2 separate regions of the Mus musculus genome follow, and region 2 is linked to region 1. Evidence: chromatin contacts called from ENCODE Hi-C or POLR2A ChIA-PET data. All regions are on one chromosome and are shown on one strand. The core of a region is the stretch at or near the end of the contact, and the rest is flanking DNA. Distances in the headings are between cores, read along the strand shown. Region 1 holds the start of Pkp3 (plakophilin 3). Region 2 holds the start of Ano9 (anoctamin 9).

What was found. A loop is a pair of places that touch in the nucleus more often than their neighbours do. ChIA-PET counts read pairs that join two places held with the same protein, here RNA polymerase II (POLR2A).
Region 2: a map of left cerebral cortex shows a loop between it and region 1 (2.0-fold over the local background). The contact joins the promoter of Ano9 here to the promoter of Pkp3 in region 1. A Hi-C loop is called at or near these places in 2 of 37 maps with a recorded cell type or tissue (both left cerebral cortex). POLR2A ChIA-PET finds 5 or more read pairs at or near these places in 4 of 5 experiments (Patski and embryonic stem cell).

The regions. Positions count from the first base shown.
Region 1 is chr7:141,075,919-141,081,925 of GRCm38, forward strand. Pkp3 (plakophilin 3) reads left to right here and starts at 3,851. Exons shown (of 13, transcript NM_019762.2): 1 at 3,851-4,183. The coding sequence starts at 3,952.
Region 2 is chr7:141,113,911-141,120,248 of GRCm38, forward strand. It overlaps Ano9 (anoctamin 9), which reads right to left and starts at 3,896. Exons shown (of 24, transcript NM_178381.3): 1 at 3,804-3,896. The coding sequence starts at 3,809.

The DNA of each region.
Region 1 (6,007 bases), core at 2,601-5,100:
CCAGTGAGCAACACCCCCAATGACCCCTGCTCTGCCGCTACGCAATGTCAGAAATGGCTCTAGATGCTGCATGTGATGGAGCACGTCTTTATTCTCAGTACTCAGGAAGCAGAAGCAGGCAGATTTCTGTGAGGTCAAAGCCAGTCAGGTCTACAGAGAGAGGTCAAGGTCAGAGCTACACAGAGAAACCCTGGCTGAAAAAGAGAGACACACACAGAGAGACAAAAAGAGATTCCGGCTCGCTTTACATTTATGTAATTTGTGGAAACTCATTTAGCCTTCCGGAGCCTCGGTTTCACCATCAATAAATGGAGGTAGTCACAGCTCCACCCTCCTGGAGTCCCTCTGAGGGAGGATTACGGGCAGAGTATGAACAAAGCACTCATCAACCTGTCTGGTACTTCATCCTTCTGGGGTCAGCAGTAGCCACACTCTAGGGATAACTCACTGCCTTGGGGCAATGCTTCCCATCACCACACCTGTTGCAGGCTGCCACCCCCTGTCTTTTCCCTCCCCATTCCTTCTCTACAAAGGCTAACACACACACACACACACACACACACACACACACACTCACACTCACACTCACACATACACACACGCACTTGCTCATGAGCACAAGCACAAGTTGCTCTTTGGTGCTTAGTTCTGCTGTGGTCTCTCTGCCACAAACTGGCCACTACCCCACATTGCTCTCCTTGCTGCAGTGTCCAGGGGGGAATGCTTATGAAGAAGTCCTGGGTGTCACGCCACAGAAGCCTCCTTCCGAAGTTCCTGGTGCACACAATAAGGTGACCTTGACCAGTGAATGGATTAATGTGGATGGACTGATGGGCAGGTGGACATGTCCCCACACGTGTTGGTGACCTGGACTGGCACTCCTCAGCTGCCTTCCACCCGCAGGGTGTAAGTCTGAGGTTGGACCATGGCTAGTGATAGTAAAAAACCAGCCCACCCGTGGGTCCAGGATGGGGTCGGGGGCTGCAATGCCTGGGAACACGTCTGGAGTGACTCCCATGGAGCAAGTCTGAGCAGGCTATGAGAAAGAGGTGGCCTTTGGGCAGACATGATGATGACTCTCAGACTTCTGGACATTACCGGTACGAGGATGTACACTGCCGGTCTCCGGCCCAGCCAGTTCATCAACTCACACCAAAGCAGTGCTGACATCACCCTGCCCCTTAGGCTTCATGACCATCAGGAGCCTCCTTAACCTGTCTGTGCCCTGGCATGCTCATGACATCTGCGTCTGAGAGACTCTGCTGTTAATGTCCTAACGCTCTCCTCCTAGGCATTCAACGTCCACTCCTTAGTAAGCCCATCCCTTACCCTTGTACCATGCACAAGCTCCCAGCCCTCGGGCTCCCTCTCAGTGCCCCTCCCCCAGCTCTTTCCTCAAGTGCTGCCCACAAGCAGAATCTCCCACTCCTCTTCCATTGAGAAACCTTCAAGCCCCCCCCTACACCCTCTCCCAATTGACACTCCTCTCTGGGAGGTGACAGTCACTAGGAGGGTGAGAGAGTGGATGACAGCCCATCAACAGCTTTACTCACTCTTCGTGATCCCGAGTTCCAGGTTCCAAGCCTGATTACATCAGAGGTTCAACCATCCATCTCTCAGTTCCTTGAGTAAGCATTCTTCACGCATCAGACCACCTCCTCCTGGAAGACCCGCTGCACCCTTCCCATCCTCCCTCCGAGAAGACAGAGAGACAGAGACGTTGAAGGGACACTGGTCACAAGGGTCACAGGAGTCACAGGGGTCAGCCACAGCTCCAAACTCGGGGCGGAGAGCCACAAGAAGACTCAATGAGCGTTAACTGACACCAAAGCCATACAGCCATTAAAGGAAATGCCCAGAGTCCAGGCTTTTTAGGGATGCTGAGACTGAGGCCTGTGGTCTGATGTGAGAAGTGGATACAGCTCTTGGTCCCCATGTCCTTATGGAGGCTGTTCACAGCTGTGACCACAGCCCTCTGCCAAGCCCATCCCCAAAACTGACTCTGGCCTTCCATCCAGGTACCGTGAACGCGGTGTCCTCATGCCCACCAGGTGCCTCCTTACCTGGCTACGACCACACCTGAGCCCCTGGCAGCCCTGTGTAATTATGGGTCTCCACTTTGCACTCTCCTCGAACCCTTGCCCCCCTCTACTCCCAAGCCTGGCTGCTGTAGGGCTCTGGGTGGACCTAGCGCATGCAGGGCGGGACTCTTCAGACCAGGCGTGTGCCTCCAGGCCGCACGGCGCCGCACAAACTTGTCTCCCAGGATTTTTCCACACGAAACACGTCTCCCAGGGAAGCAACCGGTCTGATGAGATGGGTGTGCAACGTTCCCACCCCACCCTCGGGTGCCCCCACGGTACCATCTCCAAACAGAGGCTGTTGCCCACAGAAGCTGGGCCCTGATGGAGCCCACCGCAGGATCTCGGACCCGGATGGAGCCCAGAAGGAATTGTCCTACAGCAGGGACCTCCAGAATGAGCCAGGGAGCCAGTGGGGGCCAGACCAGCGGCAAGGTAGGTTGCCCAGCCCCTGCCTCCAGCCACAACCAGTAGATCCCCGCCAGATTCTATCCTGGGGGTAGGGGGCTTCACCCTCGGTGCTCTCTCCCCAGCAATCTCTGACCTCTGACCTCTGACTCCCATCCTCTAGCCCTTCCTACTCATCCTGATCCTGTCCTGGATGCTGTCATTCTCTGAGCACTCTCCGTTTCCAGGACTCTGCGCCTAGTCACCCTCTGTTAATGTCTTTAAGAGTCCAGGACTCTTAAAGGGCCTGGTGTGGGACAGAGAGCTCAGGCTGAGCCCAGGGACTAGATTTTAGAAAAGTACAGCCCTTAGGATAGAGACCCAGGAATACTTAAGGGAAGTCCCAGGGAACGTGAGGCAACTTGTTCCCATACGCCAACTTTCCTAGTTTTGTCTTTTAACCTTCCCAATCTACCTAGATGGCCGGCCTAACTCACAGCATGCTAGCCTACCTGACAGGGGTGCTTGGGAGACCTTCTAGGAACAAGCTTTGGTGCCCCTCACTTCCAGTCTCCCCGCTTTCTCTAGCCCAGCTCTCCCCCCAAACCTCCTGGCCCCCCAGCCTGGCAGGTGCTGACATGAGCCTAGGCCCCTCTGAGTCAACCCCCTGGGGCAGCCCCGCCTGCCAGCCATGACTCAGATGTTGGGAACGGGGCCTCCCACCCCAGGCCTGGGGGGCAGAAGCTGGGGAGAGATGCCAGAGAGGGCCAAGCAGCCCTTCTGAAGCCTCTGTACAGGTAGAGGCTGGGGTGAGTTTCCAGATTCGCAGGTCAGGGGGTGGACATATGTCTACCTCACTGGGCTCTCTTATTGAGTTGTCAGGCCCAGGTTTAGGGCCATCATGGTACTGCTCTTGACCCTAAAACTCTAGCACTCAAGTTCTTTATCCTCTATCCGGACTCTGTAAACCTGAAACTGTGTCTGGATGCCAACCCTGCTGGGACCTCAACAAGCCTGGGTCCAGCTGTCTTGGAAGCTGCTTGGTCTTTGGTACTCTAGAGCTCCCAACCCCCCAGGCTGGGACATTCCTTCTCATATGGCTTGTAGTGACAGGCTCCCACAGGCTCCCTGCCCTACTCTCAAACTGAGAACGCTGGCACCCATGGGGTTTGGTCTGGACTTGGAAGACTGAGAGCAAGTAGAACCCACGTTCCTGTGGCCCTGGGACAGGAGGAAAGGGAAGGCCAGGCGACTTGAGGACACGCAGGGCCAGTTCTTCCGCCCAAATTCCACCTTAAGCAGGCAGAGGCCCCTCCCTCCCACCTGGCCCAGGTGTCCCCGCCCCCAGCCAAGCTCTGGGCTGGGCGGGCGGGCGGGCGTCTGTCTATGAGAGCCAGCCAGGAAGAGACTCTGGAACCGGGCCTCGAGGGACAAGACCGGGAGAGGCCCAGGACAGGTGGGCTGGCTAGTCGCCCCTGTCACTATGCAGGAAGGTAACTTCCTGCTGTCTGCCCTGCAGCCTGAGACTGGTGTTTGCTCCCTGGCTCTGCCTTCGGACCTACAGCTGGATCGCCGGGGTGCGGAGGGACCGGAGGCTGATCGACTTAGAGCTGCCAGAGTCCAGGAGCAAGTCCGAGCCCGCCTCCTGCAGCTGGGCCAGCAGTCGCGGCACAATGGGTCTGCTGAGCTTGATGGCTCCGCGGAGAGCGCCAGAGGTAGGCCAACTTTGGGTATGGTAGGCGACAGAGGGTAATGAAGTTGGTAGTGGTGACAGTGGCCGGTGGAGGTGGCCAGGGCAGGAGTGGTGGTGCCAGGGGCAGAAGCCGTCCAAGCTCGGGGTTCAGGCTTTGACTCACCTTACAGAGGCCTGTTCTGAGTCACTGCCCCGCCCCAGCAGGCATAGGGAGTAGCCTGGGTGGGGCATCTCTCCTTCCCCAGCCGGGACAGGGGTCCTGGGGCTGGGCCTACCCACTCCCTAAGTTGGAAAGACTTGGAGGCACAAGGTGAGCAGCCAGGCCCACCTGTCGGCAAACCCCCAAACACATTCCCTCCCAGCACCACAGAACACAGGCATACTTGAGGTCTCAGAGAGGCCAGAGTGCCTCCTGACCAAATGGTAACAGCATGTGAGAGAGGGGTGATCCTGGATAGAGCCCAGGTCTGTCTGGAGCAGGGGCTCCCTGAGGAATTGCAGAACTGGGCCTACCAGGAGTGACCCAGATACACTTCATGAGAATAGCCCAAAGGGTACTCCTCAGGGGCAGTGTGTGTGTGTGTGTGTGTGTGTGTGTGTGTGTCTGTGTCTGTGTCTTTGTGTGTGTTAGAGGGTCACTCAGACAGGCTGGGCTCAAGGCAGTCACTCCAGAAACATCCTTTCCATACCTGCCAGGCTACAACAACAGGAATTAAATTTAGCCAGTACAATGAACCTCTGTTCGGAGGTCCAGCCCTCAGTTCTCAGTGGTCCCATGATGTCTGGCCAGAAGGAGAGGGTTGTCTGGCAGAAGGGCAGGTCAGGAGCTGGATTGCTGCCTAAAATCTGAGCCTAAGTCTTTCTGGAGCCAAGTTGATGCCCAGGGGTCATGGGGTGGGGGAGGGTACACGGAGGGGTTAATTATCACTTGGCTACCCTGCCAATTAGGGGGAGGAGGATAGTAATTTGAGGGTGGGCGTAAGGTCCCCAGGCTGGGGTGTGCCCCCTAGGCTGGCCCTCACTAGCGTCAAAGGGTTAACAGCCCCTGCCCAGAAGCCTCATTAACCTGGGTGGATCTGGGGAACATCAGACTGTCCTCCCCCTGAGCTGAATGGGAAGGAGCGAAGGAAGGCCCCTTCCCCACACCAATACTGACCTCTGTAGCAGGTGCTCTGCTCAAAGGAGTGCTTCCCAAACCCAGAGGAGCCTTGGCAAAGGCTGAGTCCACCCAAAGCCTGCCACTGTCACCATCAACTCTTGGATGATGTTTCCTGTGTGGCCTCAACTCTGCCTCGCCTACCCTGCACCATTCTCTCTGTTCATTCTGTTGCCTGGTGGTTGTTTTGTTTGTTTTGTTTTATTTTGTTTTTTAAAGATTTACTTATTTTATGTATGTACACACTGTAGCCGTCTTCAGACACATCAGAAGAGGGCATCAGATCCCATTACAGATGGCTGGGAGTCACCATGTGGTTGCTGGGAATTGAACTCAGAACCTCTGGAAGAGCAGTCAGAGTTCTTAACCACTGAGCCATCTCTCCAGCCCCAGTTACCTGTTTTCTATAGACCCATGTGATGCTCTTTCACCTCCTTCTCCCCTACCAATGCAGTCATCCACCTGTCATTCCAAACTTCTGACCAGACCCTAACCATACCCCAACCTCCATCTTTCTGTCTACTGACCACAGAGCTGGACTGTCTCCCTGTCCTCAACTATGTGCAGCTGGATGGGGTAGGTGTGGTGCCTGCCTTGGGCTCTACCAGGTGGTTCTACCAGTGCCGATCTGAGCAGACTGAGCCAGAGAGACTGTATCCTTGGCCTGTACAATGTCACTCCCTCGTGACT
Region 2 (6,338 bases), core at 2,646-5,145, 38 kb after region 1:
TTGCTTCCCCCGCCCCACGAACCTGTTATCCCTCCCCTTCTCAAACATATTCCTCCTACCTCCTCCAGAGACTCTCACCATACTGCTCCAACAGGCCAGCCGACGAGCTGCCAGGCAAAATACAGGCCACCCAATCATGTAGGAATTTCAGATAGATAAACAGGCTTTGGGATGGGCATGGTAGCACATGCCAATGATTCGGAGGGTTGGGGTGAATTTGTGGCCAGCCTGATGTACATTGCAAGTTCCAGGCCAGCCTGCTCTGTATAACAAGACCTTATCACAAAGTAAAGCAAAACCAAACAAAATTAAGGACCCTTTTTTTTGGGGGGGGGGGTGTTGTTTGATTGCTTGCTTGCTTGCTTATTTTTAAGTATAAGTATATTGCAATATTGCCTGGGTATACTGAGATCCAATTTGACCTAAGGTGGTTTTGCTTGGTTTGGTTTGGTTCTGCTTGTTTGTTTATTTGCCTTGCCGCTGAATCCATGCCCTCCTGAAGCCCTGTGAGTGCAGACTCACATTCGCACACATGCGGGAGGAGCTTCTGGTTCAAGAATGGGCAGGTGCTGCCCCTCCCTGCATCCCCATCCAGCTGACAGAAGGAGCACAGGCCTCAGACCTTCTCCCTGTCTTGTGTGCACCCTGTGCGCTATACTTGCCTCTCTACCTGGACATTTCTGTCTGCTCCCGCCCTCCCGCCTCTGACAACATTCCCCAGACTCCTGGGCTCTCTTGGTTTCCCATTCACTGCCCACAGACGCGTGCAACCCAGATATCGTGGGCAGGGATTGAAACTTCTCTAGGAGAGAAACCCACACTTAGAGCTGCACCTGTGTCTCAACTTGAGAAGAAGGTGACACCCCAACCAACAAGAGAAGCGGCCAAGGGACCCTTATATCCCTGGCACCCTGCCTAGTAATCCACCCACCGCAAGGGCCCAGCAAGTGTCATGTGGGATGAATTGGTGAGTGAGATGAGCTTGACTTTCGATCGACCTGGGCAGATGTCCTCTGATGTCTCCCCTCTCCCATAAGCCACAATCTCTCCCATAAGCCACAGTCATCAGTGTGGGCCCAAAATGTTAGTGTGTAGAACATATTAGAGCACAGGCAAGACCTAGGTCAGAACCAGGAACCTGTAGGACTTTGGAATCCAAACTAGGGGGCACCCTGGGAAGAAGAGGCCATCCACAAAGTATACCTTTGAAGGCTGGGCTAAGAGGCTGTCTCTAGCCAGTCCCAAAATTATATCAGAAATCCCCTTAGAGATGTGTGCAGCTTTGGAACAGTTACCTGAAGCCTCCAGGGGCTGGAGACATCACTTCAGCCAGTGTAAGCTGAAGCCACTCTGGGCAGGACCACTATATATCTATCCATGGCAAAGCAATGCCTGTAAGCATCTATCTCAGTATTGCCCTTGGGGCGTTCATGATGGGACCAGCTCATGAAACTATCTTTACCTCCAGCCAAACAGCTTGCTCAGTGTTCCTGAAGTGCTCAAAACTCCTGGGTCCTAATCCACTGCATTCCACCTCCAGGTTGTGTGGGCTCCTGAAACTCCAGGATACCCAGGATAGGGACAAGGCTGTCCCCACACACTCAGCTGGGCCTTGGACCTAGACTTTCACCTTACCGTATACAGCCAGACTAGGGTTCAAGCACAGGCAGACACCCTGGCTCTGATGTGATTGGCCCCTCAGAGATTCAATTTCTTTCTAATAGAATCCAAGGATATCACTTCCGCAACAAAGAATCAGCCTGACACGGGCAGGAAAAGAGTGAAGAAAATCACCAGCCTGGCCACTAACGTTCCTGCCATTTTCCCCAGCCCTTGGCATCTCCAGTCCTACAGGCCATACACAATGGCCTAGGGCTCAAGGTTCAGGACTCAGGTAGGGCCCCTAGCTCTTCATTATGGACACAGGCCACCTCTTCAGTTTGTGGGCCATCAAATCTCCTAAGGAATCCTCCCTCCTGAGGGTCAGGGATGCAGGGAACCAGCGCAGGGCAGCCCTGCTCCCTGGTGCTCACCTCCGAGCTGCCTTCCCGGTCAGTGCAGACAGAAGAGACGCGTGCATACAGAGCATCCATCTCCAAACCGAGGCTGACCCACAGGTCACGGCACACATGCATGAAGGCGTGGACCTGGCTTCCCACCCCACTTGTCCTTTGGCCCACCTTGTCCCAAGATCATGTTTACCTCCCTTGCTAGTGCTCTGAGGCCTGTAACACTCTTCCAACAAGAGAAGCGGCCAGGGCACCCTTATGTCCTTGGCACCCTGCCTAGTAATACCTCCCCATATCCATCCCCAGACACTAAACTGGAAACTCTGTGTTCTCAGTGCTGAGCCCTGGAGGGTGGTGCATGGGTGGACACATATAGGGACCGGAGTCATGTTTACCTTGTGGGAGAGGTGGTCCCAATCTTTACCTCCTAAGGCAAAAGATGAACAAACTAGGGAAAAGATTGGGGCAGCATTTCTGGGAGAGAGACATGCATGTGTGTCAGTCCTGAGAGGCAGGCTGCACTTGGCAAGTTTATTCAGCTCTCAACCCCTTCAGGGACTCACTCCTTACCACCTCAGAAGACTCACAAGCTATGGATCTGAAGAACTTATGCCCGGACCAGGGAGATAGCTCGGCAGATAAAGGCACCTGCCACCAAGCCTCAGTTTGATCCCTAGGACCACGTGGTCAAAGGAGAGAACTGACTCTAGAGGCTTGTCTTCTGACCCTGCGCATGCAAGTCCCCACAGGACTCAGTCCTCAGCACCCCTGGGAACTGGGTAGTCACTACACCCGGTGACTTTGTCCTCAGCACTTCAACTTTGCAGGAGTATAAAGGGCAAGGAGAAAGCCACCAGGCGAGGCTAGACGTTTACAGTAGCCAGGTCAAGGAAGGTTTCTTGGACTTCGACAAAAGCTCTGGAGAGTCATGGAAGAAATTTAAACAGTAGAGGGCAGGCTCAGATCCACTAGGACCTGGGACCACCAAACCCTCTGTGTACCTAAACTTTAGGTCCTAAAGGCTCATGCTCTCTCTCCTTATACCACTAGCTTGAGAAAGAGGCTGGCAAGGGGATGGATATTGGAGCCAGGTTAAGGGTGTCTATGTGCTAACCTGAACACTCAGTTCCCAGAGCTGGGTCTGGAAGGCCTAGTGAGAGGACTGCATAAAAGCAGAGGGAGCAGCCACCCACACAGCCCACACCTGGAGGCCTGGTGCCTCCGTGGGAAGTTAGTTTCACTCTCTACCTCGCCCTTGCCTCCTCCCTGGAGATTAAGTGCTGGCCTCTGCCCCAGGTGACCATTTTGGTTGACAAAAGGGGACATAGTGCTTTCTAAAAGGTACCCCAAGAACACACACATCTTACCTTCTGGACTACACCTAGGCTCCAGGTCCAGTCTGCCTGGAGCAGGATCCAGAAAGTGTGGCACACAGCTACACAGGCCAGTCTAACCTGGTGCCCATAGTCCCTCCCCGTCAGTGGAAGTCACAGGTCTGAGTGTCCCACCACAGCATCTCTGTTCTCACCTTACATAGGTAAGTCTGGCAGAAAAACCCTACATCACATACCTATAGGATCCCAGTTCCTGGGATCTTCAGAATTCCAGAATAGGACTAGAAAGCTATTTCATCAATCGTGCCTCTTCCTTAGCCTGCCCCATAGTCAAGGATCCAACTCTAGCCAGCGTGCTCCCTGAGATGGCAGGTTGTTGGGAACTGCCCGCCACCAAGCCTTCAGGGAAGGATGACAGCTGTAGAGGCTGCAGGCATGTACCCTCAGAACCGAGGCTCACCTGCATGCTGGTGGCTGGTCCCTCGGTCAATGTGGGGCTCTGGATGCTGGCTGGCACTGGCAGGTGTGAGAGTGCCTGCGGGCTCCCGGTTGTTACCTGACTTCCTTGTGGATTTGCCCCGCCTACTCCTCTGATTGCTTGCCCAAGTATGCTGGGGAGGAGCCAGCAGCAAGCCCGCCAAGAAAATCCCTTCCAGTGTCCCGCCACCCCAACACCTTCTTCTCAAGGGTAAGGTGGAGCCCTCTCCTGGGTTTTCTATTCTCTTCCCTGCAGGGATGCCCTGGCTGCAAGGTAGAGTCCGTCTCACACACACACACACACACACACACACACACACACACACACACACACACACCCCGCTTCGAGAGAAAATGGCGACATGGACGGCCTTAATAGATAGGTACTCAGTACCACCTGTCCTTGAGACATCTGCAGAGTCCATTCCTGACCTTCCAAATGTACTGTCGACTCCACAGAGGAGAAAGAGGCAAAGGGATAGCAAGACAGAGTCCCAAAGGAACGGACTTCTCATTCCTGGGCTCCTGTGATGTCCTGAAGCCGGGGATCCTGAGACTGAGCCCTGCTGTGCAGCTGCACTGACAGCTGCTGCCGGAGAAGGCTATGGGCAGAATTAGAGTAACCAATGTGTGGGAGCAGCCTGAGGATGCTGAGGCTAGCAGGGGCAGGATGGTCTTCCTCAGGAAGGGCACATAGGGGCCCAATCTGAAAAGCACTGTGAAGCTGAAGATGCAGGAACAGGGTTGATAAGTCAGGGCAGGATCTCTAAAAGTATCTATCACAGGGTGGCTGGCAGCCAGGACACACCCAATGTCACCTGCTCAACACTGTGTCACTCTGTAACACTGTATATGACGTTCCTACAGTTCAGGCATTGACTTGGCATAGACTTGCTCAGGATTCTCAGATAAATGGCAGGCCTCTCCTTCAGCTTCAGGGCCCTAGAAGGCTCTAGGATTGAACTATAGCAGGTCGGGGGTGGGGGGGTGGGAAGAGGGGGAAATATCAAACTAGAGAGGGAAGAAGGGAAAGAGAGAGCCAGCAGTGTAACTATGTCTTAGTTGTCACCTGTCACCGTTCTATTTCTGTGAAGAGACACCATAACCAAGGCAACTCTTTTTTTTTTTTTAAAGATTTATTTGTTATATGTAAAGACACTGTCTTCAGGCACACCAGAAGAGGGCATCAGATCTCATTACAGATGGCTGTGAGCCACTATGTGGTTTGCTGGGATTTGAACTCAGAACCTTTGGAAGAGCAATCAGTACTCTTAATCACTGAGCCATCTCTCCAGCCCTCCAAGGCAACTCTTTCATAAAAGAAAGTATTTAACTGGGGGCTTGCTTACAGCTTTAGAGGTTTAGTCCATTATCATTATGGCAGGAAGCATGGCACTGGTACAGTACGTGAGAGCTACATCCTGATCTCAAGGCAGAAAGAGAGAGAGAGAGATCGATCCAACAAGGCCACACCTTCTAATCCTTCCAATCCTGTTAGAGTTCCAATCCCTTGATAGCTAAGCATTTAAATAAATGACTATAAGGGGGCCTTTCCTATTTAAACCGCCACACTGTGTAAGTAAAAAAACCAAACTAGAAGGGTGTACTAGCATATGGGCGACAAATGGAGTTGGTAGTGACTGACACACATTTCTGTATTTTCTCCTCTAGGAAGAAGTCTGGGGCTGGATGCTGAAGCATAAATATCAGGGGTCCAGATTTTCCTTTCTGTGTGTCACCACCTTCACTTGGTCCTTACTCCTTTTGTTACATTATCTTAAAAGGCAGCTGCTGAGAGATAGGGGCCAGAAAGACAGGCTTGGTCTGCCCTTGAGTGGGGCCACGTTTATTCACAGCAAGGGGGGCATCTTGTCACCTACACAGGTGGATGGCCAAAGAGCCTATGGAGGGAGATGAGAGGTAGTTCCTTATAGGACTGGAGATATGTCTGTTGTCTGCAAGGGAAGCTGGGAAGTGTAGTCCTTCAGCAGGAAACTATTACTCCTCTCTTCCAAGATGGCTGCTCAACAGCATTACATCCACACTCCAGAACAACAAGGGGGAATAGAGTGCGCCCCACCCTTCACATATCTAATCACGTAACCATACCATAGGGCAAGGAAGCTTGGGGAATGTGATTCTTTTTTCTAAGGAAGAAAGTAGGACCCTTGTACTTAGCATCTTCAACCTACAGTCTCAAATACCCAGTAAAAAAAATCAGCAAGGCTTGAATCCAAGCTAAGACCCAAACTACAGCTGGATGTCTGTCCAGGACACCTGCTCCCCTCTCCCATCCTCTCTGTTTCTTTCTTCTTTCATTGTGTGAGACAAAATGCCATTTAAATTTCTATATAGCCCACAATAGCCCAGAACTTGCAGTGTTCCTCCTGCCTTGGCTTCCTGAACTCTGGGATTGCAACTTGGTAGGAACACAAGTTTTAGTGGATGGAATAAACTATGTTTACCCAGATTTTTCATGTTATTGAAAATCTAGATGGTATGCAGTTTGGGATACAAA